Linked DNA regions of Mus musculus: region 2 is linked to region 1. A link is a contact called in ENCODE Hi-C or POLR2A ChIA-PET data. All regions are on one chromosome and are shown on one strand. The core of a region is the stretch at or near the end of the contact, and the rest is flanking DNA. Distances in the headings are between cores, read along the strand shown.

Region 1 (5,190 bases), core at 1,270-3,769:
TAAAATTAACTTACTATATTGCATATTAACATTTATAATTGGGGGCGTCCATGTTTTGGGGTTGTTTCGTTTGAGACAAGGTCTTAACTATGTCTGACTTGTAATGAACACCCTACGCAGACCAAGGGCATATATGGTATACAAATGCTAGGGCCCAGAGAGGCCTTCTGGGTCGTTGGTTAGTTGTTGTTTTGGGTTAAGTAGTTGTGTTCAAAGAAGAGACAAGAAGCAATTAGATATCCTAATGACAAAAGATCAAACTTGCCACAAGGGACTCCAATCAGCAGAAAGTAGTCTAGCAATAACGCTGACCCCTTCTAACTCCTGACTTTACTCAGGGGTCTCTTTCCTTTCTCCCCTATCCTTTTCCTTGTTGTTGCTATCTAGTGTCAGGGGGTTGAAAGGTTAGAAAAGAAGGGATGGAGAAGGGTGAAAGAAAGAAGGACCCTCAAAGTAGCAGAGACCAGCTACACAGGGTCTCTCTTATCTCTGCAGCTTCACTCCAGGTTCATCAGGGTTGCACACAGGTATTTTTACCTGTAAGCTACCTCCAAGACCCTTAATTAATATTTAAATGTCTTGTTTCTCCTCTAAAATCACCCATGTTAAGTACCTTGTATATTCTAAGAACATTGTATATTTCCTACATTCCACAAATACTATGTACATTAGGCAATATTATTTAATTTTAAAAACAAGGGGTGTGGAACGTGACTTACTCCCTATGCACAATAAAATTTGAACAAAAAGCTAAGGAACAGTTTGTTGAAATACTAAACAACTGTGGGCTGGAGAGATGGCTTAGTGATTAAGAGCACTGACTGCTCTTCCTGAAGGTCCTGAGTTCAAGTCCCAGCAACCACATAGTGGCTCACAACCATCTGTAATGAGATCTGATGCCCTCTTCTGGGGTGTCTGAAGACAGCCACAGTGTACTTACAAATAATAAGTCTTTAAAAAAAAAAAAAAAGAGGGGGGGAGGGTATGGGGGACTTTTGGGATAGCATTGGAAATGTAATTGAGGAAAATATGTAATAAAAATAAATTAATTAATTAATTAATTAAAAAAAGAAAGAAAAAATACTAAATAAAGCCAAAAAAAACTAGCAAAACCACTCTCATTTGTTAGCAAATACTAACAAATATTTACATCAAATATTTACAATCAAATATCAAATATTTACATGTGTAAATAAATCAAATATTTACATTAAATTAAATTAAATTAAATTAAATCAAAAATTAAATTAAATTAAATCAAATATTTACATGTGTAAACTTTTGAAAGGGCATTTCTTCATCTGAAATGCTTCTACCCTGAGTGTACAGCATTTCTATTCCTTCACAGACAATGACCATAGTTCCTCATTCGTTCAACAACTACATCCTAAGGACCTAGTTTACCCCAAAAACAAAAATAAACAAGAAGTTCCTTGGCCCCGTGGAATTTACAACTTCCTCAGAGTCTATCAGGATTAACCTCTTTCTTTTATTTTCTTATTTTCATTTTGCCTGGATCTGCATTTAAAAACTTATAAACTCTGAGCAACTACTTAACATTTGAAGAGTGACCAACTGTCATTCTTCTTATGTTACAGTGTCGGGAAATTGTACACAGTACCTATGCCATTCACAGCAAACAACCATGTTTGTGAAGTAAACTAGCCTACTTGCTGGTATGTAGTAAGAACTAAGTTAATATTTGATTGTGTCAACCAAAGATGAAGCAAGTTTTGGAAAACACATCATTGTTGTATAATTTTGACGCAAGAATATAACCTGTATCAGAATGGAAACAGCATCCTCCAGCAGTTCATCTTTCTTTAAGTACCAAAAATTTAGAGAAGGCTAATAAAAAGGGCTGGCAGCGATCACAGTAACCGGGTCAACTGACACTCACATGTGCTGGAATTCCCGACCAATTTGGTGAGGCAGGTTCCACCCAAGCCCCAACTGGTATTATGGCCTGGTTCCTCTCAGCCAGCACTGCCAAAACGTCCTTGCTCTTCGTGGGATTTAAAGCCAGGGGCAATTTTGTGGGATTCCGAGGCTTCTTGAGGGGCGCCATACCTCCTGGCATTGACTTCTGGTTAGAAGAAAAGAGAAAGAGGGACAAGGCTTAAGACAAGGGGGAAAGGCGTAAAAATTACTTTCTAGAAGGAACGGAGATGAGAGGACGAAAAAACAAGGATTTACTTGGGAGATGAAAGCCTGCCCAGAGGTGAGCATAGGCGGGCGCTAAGGGCAGGGCTTGAGTCTGAGATGACCGCGGGTGGAAAAGCGCCGGCCCACGGCATGGGGCTGGAGGGGAGTCTAAGGCCCGGGCAGGAGCCGGGGGTCTTAAGAAGCCTGGGCACAGGAGGTGGGGGGCGTCTGAAGCCCGGCCAGGAAAGCGGGGTCCTGTGAGGCTCCAACAGTTGGATAGGAGACCTGTGAAGCCTGGAGCCTGCCGCGATCCGGTCCGTCTCACACACAGACTCAAACTCCGCGGGCTGCTACGCAAAGGACAAACAGCAAACTGCCACCCCGGGGCCCACGCCTGCCCTGCCTCTTCCGCATTTGTCACCCGTCTTGGGCTGGGGAGGCGGGAATCCGAGCGCGGGGATTACGTCACTTCCGCTTCCTGCCCTTTGGTTGGGGAGGACTAGAGCGGGTTGTTGAATCCGGCAGCGAGCTTAGACTCGGCCTCTCTTTGGATACTGGCGCTGTAGTCTTCTCAAATCTCGAAGTGAGAGGTCTGACATGATGAACAGGCGAGTAAGCGTTCACCGCTGAGGAAATCTCGGGAATAGACAGAGCAGTTCTCAACCTAAGGGTCGCTACCTCTGGGGGTCGCATATCAGATATCCTGCAATGAGATATTTTACATTACAGTTCATAGCAGGAGCAAAATTACAGTTATGAAGTCGCACCCAAATTTTATGGTTGTAGGTCACCACAACATAAGGAACTGTATTAAAGAGTCGCAGTATTAGGAAGGTTGAGAACCACTGGGCAAGAACATGTTGCCAGTGGATCCTTGAGAAGCAAACCAAGCCAACAATCAACCAGACTGCGCTTTTATGCAGCCCCTAAGGTTTACAACGCTATTTCGTGATTACCTTTGACATGTTCTTGTGTGTGACCATCACAACTCACTCCAAACAATGCTTGGGATATTTCATTAAACCCAAAAGACATACACTCATTTTACTCAAGGTGTATATTCGTGCTGGGGGTTGAACCAAGGGCCTCTGGCATTCTAGGCAAGTGCAGCAGTGGAAACCCTAGCTGCCTTAATAATTTTGCTTTTAAGTTAGGGTCTCACTAAGTTGCCCATGCTGGACTTGAACTCACTGTGTAGCCCAGGCCTCGAACTTGCAATCCTCCTGCCTTAGCCTTCCCAATGGCTGCCGTTACAGGCACGTGTCACCCTGCTTTACTTCAACATACCTTATTGCAAGCATTTTATATATCAGTATGTTTTCTGGTTACTCCAGATACTCCCAGTGAACAAAGATCCCTTGTTTGGAGAATTTAAAATCCATTGGAGAATTTACACTGACATTGATAGGACATTTCCAGAGAAGACATCACTAGGGCAATTGAAGTTGATCTTTGAGTTTTGTTTGTATTTCATTTTACTCAGTACTGGAAGTTAAGCCCAGGGCTTCATACATGCTGGTCAAGAACTATATACCCTGCCAACTTTTTTTAACTAGTCTACTTTTAAACAGAAACTATATATGATCATAGAACAAGCCTTTATACTCTTCAAGGGAGGGTTTTAGGTATATAGTTGATTGTTTCACAGCTTTTAATGGGATCTCCTAGGTAGTTCAGGTTCCTCCTGCCTCAGCTTCCCAAGGGCTGGAATAACAGTCACAAAACATCATACCCAGGTATAGGATGATTCCAGGTAGGAGCTGGAGAGATGGTTAATTAAGACTGCTTCCTGCTCTTCCAGAGGACTAAAGTTCATATGCCAGCACTCACGTGCTCACACTCTCCTATAACTCCAGCTCCGTGGATCCAGTGTCCTCTTTTTGCCTCCCTAGGCACCTATATACCCCCCACATACAACACACACACACACACTGTCTTCTGGGTAGAGAATGAGCATTAATGTGGGAGCACTGACTGACTGGGAGAAGTGAAGGAGGCTGACTAGAAGAGGATGAAAGGGGTAGAATGGAGATGAGCATGCCAAGTACTCAACATAGAGCATGTTGAGTACTATAATGTGTTGAGATGGAGCACCATCAGAGAACTCTGAGCTAATGAGTACCAATTTTTTTCTTTAAAAAAAATTCCATATGCTGTCTTGAGAATTAGACAAATAAAAATAAGTGGGGAAAGGCTAGTTAAGAGGCTACAACAATTGCCCCACTATGACCTCCCTCCCCCCCAAAAAAAAATCTCATGATTTGAGAAAGAAAAGGCTGAAGTCTGGTGCTAGCCATATAGGAAACTTATTTCCTGGAAATCAGAAATAGATGTCCCAGAATGCCAATAACTTATCAGACCACCTTGCAGGAGATAGGAGCTGAAACAATTATGGGTCAGTAACCATACCTTAGCCAGGATTCTTTAATTATGCCTTCTGTTTAAACTTTATCCTCATGTTTGGACCCCTGGAAGTTGGACCTCTTTGTCCCTCTTCCCATTGTGACCATAGTGAGTAAATCATTTCTGCTTTTCATTCATGTGACTTTTAATTGGCTAATCAAGCACATGTGGCCAAAGCCAACTTGTTAGGGTAGTCTAGGCATAGTCTCTGACCCCCTAACTCTGGAAATAAGAAAATGGGTCTTCCAGGGTATCTGGCACCCTCTTCTCATTTCTGTGAGCACCAGACACAAACATAGTGAACAAAACATAGTGAAAAGCATGCAGGCAAAGCGACCATTTGTAGTCAATGAACTGAAAGGTGAGAGCATTGGACAAATTGTCCAGGAGGTCTGAAATTGCTGAAAAAAATGACAAACACAAGTTACTCATTGTCAGGAACAACAATCTTTAAGGCATTTCAGAAAAAAAAAATATCTGGAGATTGATTGATGAATGTAAGTTGGAAAGCAGTGAATGGTATAGTCAGATGATACAAAATTTAATATTAAGGACCATGTTAAGAAAAAGCCAGGTGTGGTTAAATATAGTATGGAATAGCAAGAAAAAAACCCATCCTGCCTCCACTGAGGTGGATAATGG
Region 2 (5,533 bases), core at 2,074-4,573, 36 kb after region 1:
TGTTGAAGGTAGAGAATAAAGAAGGGGAAGGAAGCGTGTTGTAGACTATAACTCACAGGCATTTCAATCCTCCTGTTTCTGGGTCTCAGTGCCCATTTCAAGGCCGCAGGTATTAGTGGCTTCAACCACTGTGCTGGAGCTCAGTGAGGCCTTCACCCTCAACTGCTCCCATGAGAATGGCACCAAGCCTAGCTACACGTGGCTGAAGGATGGCAAACCCCTCCTCAATGACTCCCGAATGCTCCTGTCCCCTGACCAAAAGGTGCTCACCATCACCCGAGTACTCATGGAAGATGACGACCTGTACAGCTGTGTGGTGGAGAACCCCATCAGCCAGGTCCGCAGCCTGCCTGTCAAGATCACTGTGTATAGTAAGTTCCCCTGCCTGCCCAAGATACAAATATCCACTGGGACAAAAGGCATTCCGGAGAGTGAGTGTCTAGAGCAGTGGTTTTCAACCTTCCTAATGCTGTGACCCTTTAATCCAGTTCCTCATGTTGAGGTGACTTCCAACCACAAAATGATTTTCATCACTACTTCATAACTTTAGTTTCACTGCTGTTATACATCATAATGTAAATGTCTATGTTTCCTGATGGTCTTAGGCAAGGTGACCCTGTGAAAGGGTCGTTTCACACACACTCACAAACACACCCCTGGGCGGGGGAGGATTGCAACCCACAGGTTGAGAACCGCTGGTCTAGAGGGAGTGAGACAGGGGTAGAGTTGGGCTAAAAGTGCTTGGAAGACAGCCACACGTAGGAGGCAGGCTCCAGGTGAGCTCTGCTATTGCCTATCCATGCTGCCTGGGATCTTTTCTCTTCCCTCCCCTGCTAATATTCTACTCACCATACCTGCTCCCCTCCTCAAAGTGCCCCTACCGCTCTGCCTCTCTCTCCTCAGGAAGAAGCTCCCTCTATATCATCTTGTCTACAGGAGGCATCTTCCTCCTTGTGACCCTGGTGACAGTTTGTGCCTGCTGGAAACCCTCAAAAAAGTCTAGGTAACTAGTCAACTTCTACACCTTAGTTTTTCTTCAGTCTATTTCAGACCCAAGTTTAATGTTAATTGAGCTATTGAATGTTTTTAGCATTGAATCTGGTGTCACATTCTACTACTGAGCCTTATCCTTATTTCCCAAGTGCTCTCTCTCTCTCTCTCTCTCTCTCTCTCTCTCTCTCTCTGTCTCTGTCTCTGTCTCTCTCTGTGTGTCTTTCTCTCTGTCTCTCTCTGTCTCGGTCTCTCTCCCGTGTGTGTGTGTGTGTGTGTGTGTATAGGTATGAGTATGGGTACGTGTTGGTATTGGCATGGGTATGTATGGATGCACATGTGTGTGGATCCAGAGGTACACTTTTGGTATTATTCTTCTGCCTGCCTTTGCTTTCTCAGTCCTGGGGTTACAACTGTATTCGACTACAGCTATCTTTTTTAAATGGATTCTTAGGACTAACTCAAGCCCTCATGTGTATAAGGCAGTCACTTTACCAAATGGGCTATCCCTCCACCCCAGCTCCCAATTCTATTCTCTGCTCTTTGAATTTTTTCCTCCTAGTGTATTTTTCCATTGTATTTGGAGTTGCGTCTGTGCTCAGTTACCTCTGACCACCCTGCCATGGTTGATGGTGATTTCTCCTTGGGTTTGACAGCTAGCTGGGTTACTGTGCTGCCTTTTAAGACAAAGAACCTACAGTTTACAAGGGGGAAAATTCTGAAACTCACACTGAATGAACAGCCTACCTATGGTCACAATGCTAACAACAGTTTTAACATGCAAACGTAGATGTGCCTCATTCCAAAGACTACCATTCCTTGCCATCTTCTCATCACAAGGCTTCTTCTGTGGGCATTAGAACCCTTTCTGTGTCCATTGCTTAGATGTCCTGTGGTCAATAGCTCTGTTCTCGGCGGGGGGCTGGTTTGATTTGCAGGAAGAAGAGGAAGTTGGAGAAGCAAAACTCCTTGGAATACATGGATCAGAATGATGACCGCCTAAAATCAGAAGGTAAGCTCCCAGCTACCCGTGGACCCAGCCCATCAGCATTCACATCAGAGAGACCTCCTGGGAAAAGGAAAAGAGGGCGATGAGGAATTATCAGAGTCAAGAGGGTGCAGGTACAGAATATAGGTGCTGGATGGTGTAGAGCAGTGGTTCTCAACCTGTGGGCCATGACCCTCTTGGGGTAGAATGACCTTTTCTCAAAGATCGTTACAAAACAGATATTTACGATTCGTAACAATAGCAAAATTACAGGTATGAAATAGCAACAAAAAATAATTTTATGGTTGGGGGTCATCACAACATAAGGAACTGCATTTAAGGGTTACAACATTAGAAAGGTTGAAAACCACTGATGTAGAAGATCTGTCCGTGGACCAGACTCCCTATTCTTTCCCTATGCAGCAGATACCCTACCCCGAAGTGGAGAACAGGAGCGGAAGAACCCAATGGCACTCTATATCCTGAAGGATAAGGTAAGCTACTCGGTCAATGAGAACCTACAGCATGCTAGGGAGCGTGTGACGTGGCCATTCCTTTGCAATGTTTGCAGAAATCTTTGTATTTCTGCAGTATTTTCAAAAATCCCCACTTAAGAAATTGGAAAATGAGACAGAGAGACAAAACAACGTGTGAAGGGCTAAACAAGCAAATGAGTGGCAGACCTGCCCATCACAATACAAGTGACGGTCACCGTACAATCTCATGGACCACCCTAGCTCCCACCATGTCCAGGCTATTCAAAAGACCTATTTGGTGGTCGCCAGAGCCCTTCCACTCTTCTCTGCTCACATGCAATAGACCTACTTGACAGAACTTTAAGAGGATAGACGAGGCTCTGAATCATGTTAACATTTACTGAGTACCTGCCACATGTCTGGGCCACAAGGTGTCGTCTGCCGTCTGCCGTCTAGTGGACGTGGCGGGTGTGGCTGGAAACTCCCGAGAGACACACTACACACACAACCTGTGCGTGCCTCTTTAGTCCCAGTCCCTAAAACAAAGAGCTCCCAGATTGGGTTCAGGGGACAACTGATCCTTGCGTCGCCTGTGTTTGCAGGATTCCTCAGAGCCAGATGAAAACCCTGCTACAGAGCCACGGAGCACCACAGAACCCGGTCCCCCTGGCTACTCCGTGTCGCCGCCCGTGCCCGGCCGCTCTCCGGGGCTTCCCATCCGCTCAGCCCGCCGCTACCCGCGCTCCCCAGCACGTTCCCCTGCCACTGGCCGGACGCACACGTCGCCACCGCGGGCCCCGAGCTCGCCAGGCCGCTCGCGCAGCTCTTCGCGCTCACTGCGGACTGCAGGCGTGCAGAGAATCCGGGAGCAGGACGAGTCAGGGCAGGTGGAGATCAGTGCCTGAGCCTCCTCGAGAGCCCTCTGCGGTTGCCCACGGTCTGCTGTCCGCGGCTGGGGGGGGAGGCTGAGAAGTCCTGATGCCTCTGGCCAGGAGTGAAAGGAGATCGTGGCCTGATCCCCGTTTAGGGTGCACACGCGTGTGAGTTTGCACAAATGGCTGATCTTGGTGTTAAACCCGGTTGCATGTGCGCTGGGTTTACTGGCTGTGTTCTCTGGCTGTGTTCTCAGTGGGTATGAGCTGTGCCCTCTTAGGACTACATAGATTATTAAATTTCTGGCCCAATCCCCTAAAGGATTTTATGGAAACTAACAGTAATTTTACCCAGTGAGACGATCCTATGCGCCCCCTGGCAGTGTTTATACTTCCCATCCACCTCCCAATCCCACATGCCTCTAACCCCTAAAGTCTGTGGTAGCCCCCCCCCCAGCCCAATTTAGAGGCCACTTACCCCCGAACACACATTGTCCTAAAACTAAAGACAAGTCTGATGCTGGTTCCTGGGTACACAGGGCCTGTTCTGATTACAAAGATGTCGTCTTAAGGACCTTTTCTGGACATCTGCTTCCCCATCTTTCCAGGTGATAAGAGTGAACCCCAGGTGCATTCCTAAGACCCTGGGAACTTGGGGCTAGGCCAGGACAAGCTATCAGGCCTCCAGTGGCCTCCCCAAAAGTGTGTCATACTGGTCTTCCTTCCAGTTTGCGTTCATGAGAATGTGGGTAGGCTTGTTCCTATAGAGACTGGTGTGGCCACTCACCGACGACCCAGCAAACTGCCCCTGACAAGGACCTGGTTTTAACCATTCATGCTCTTCTTCCTGACTGTTATTTTACAAAACAAGCTTTCAATCATCCCCAGGAAGGCTGAGAAGCTTCCTTGAGCTGTAAGAAAAAAATAAGATTCCACTCTCCAGAGAAACGTGGAAAGAGAAAGAAGCTTAACATGCCCCAACATGTCAAAGCAAGATGGCCAACCCCCTCGCCTCCTGCTTTCCACCTGCCGTGGTCCTAGATGCTCAGAACCCAGGACAGTGGACAGAGCTGTAAAAACAGCACATGAATAGATGAAAGACAAGAAGACCCGGGGCGGGGGGTGGGGGTGGGTGGGTTCTGTCCTCTCTCCCCTAATGTCCCCAGGGACCCTTGAATCTCTTGTCCCTCCTCGACTCGTACAACTTCATCTTTTCTTCTGCATCATCTCATGAACAACTTCCAAGACCCCATATCCATCACCTCCACACCAGAACACACTTCACCCCGGCCCTGCAGGCACCAAGATTTCTGGTTTGCCTGTGTCCCCTCACCCCACCAGCATGACTCTCAGTCCCCCCATCCTGATGGCCTTCTACCTGCTCACGTGGCAGGTGTGTCTGCAGCTCTCCTTACTTAGCCAGAACCCACAATCCACTAACCTCCCCAGGTGCCTCATCCACCATAAAATAGTACTTGTAGGCGATAGTGCAGGCAGGTTAGGAGAAGCAAGACTTGGAAGACTACCTGTTGCTCAGCCTTGAGATACAGGGGTGAGGGGTAGGGTGAGATGAGAGCATGCCACACCCTGGTGCTGAATCCCGGCCGGGCTGGCTTCTCAGACTCAAGCCAAATTTGCCTTAAATTTGGATTAAGTAAAGAAGTGGGGTTTTTTTGTTTTTTGTTTTTTTAATTTTGTTTTGCTTTGTTTTGATCTTCATCTTTGTATTCACTTAGCATCTAGCAGAGTGCATAGCACAACCTGGATGCTCAATAAACTTTTGATGAAACGAAATAATTTTATTTCCACATAAGCAAAAGGAACAGATGAACAACCTGAATGTACAAGATATCTCTTTTCTTCCTTTACTGCCTTAACTTTCTTTCCATATTGCAAATCAGTCATTCCCAAACCATTACTCTCATTCATTCATTCATTCATTCACTCACTCACTCATTCATTCATGTGTTTGTTCTCTTAGTTACTAGACAAACATTCATTTGTGTCCCATTGACTATATCCCAGACACAGGATAAAGATGTAATTATGCTGTGACTTTTACTCAGAAAACAATCTTCACAGAGGAAGAGAGTAAGTGAACAGATTATTATAATGCAATTTAAAGTACTCAGGGAACATATATCAGGGGTTACAAAAGGATAGGAGGACACATTCCAAGGAGAAGGAGAAGCATGTACAAAAGCCTT

Evidence for each region. A loop is a pair of places that touch in the nucleus more often than their neighbours do. ChIA-PET counts read pairs that join two places held with the same protein, here RNA polymerase II (POLR2A).
Region 2: a loop to region 1 is called in a map of heart, with 1.9 times the contacts of the local background. The contact joins the enhancer-like site here to the promoter of Ccdc15 in region 1. A Hi-C loop is called at or near these places in 1 of 37 maps with a recorded cell type or tissue (heart). POLR2A ChIA-PET finds 5 or more read pairs at or near these places in 2 of 5 experiments (both embryonic stem cell).

Annotation. Positions count from the first base shown.
Region 1 is chr9:37,345,838-37,351,027 of GRCm38, forward strand. It overlaps Ccdc15 (coiled-coil domain containing 15), which reads right to left and starts at 2,520. Exons shown (of 16, transcript NM_001081429.2): 1 at 2,197-2,520; 2 at 1,901-2,086. The coding sequence starts at 2,080.
Region 2 is chr9:37,381,453-37,386,985 of GRCm38, forward strand. It overlaps Hepacam (hepatocyte cell adhesion molecule), which reads left to right. Exons shown (of 7, transcript NM_175189.4): 3 at 90-371; 4 at 904-1,003; 5 at 1,929-2,002; 6 at 2,402-2,472; 7 at 3,057-5,120. The coding sequence ends at 3,359. Among named protein-coding and RNA genes, the nearest start is that of Hepacam, 17 kb to the left of the region's middle. Within about 2 kb of position 3,324, at least 1 of the 3 ENCODE cell types and tissues checked has a DNase peak (open chromatin) inside an H3K27ac peak, as active enhancers do; it is heart, where a contact is called at or near this core.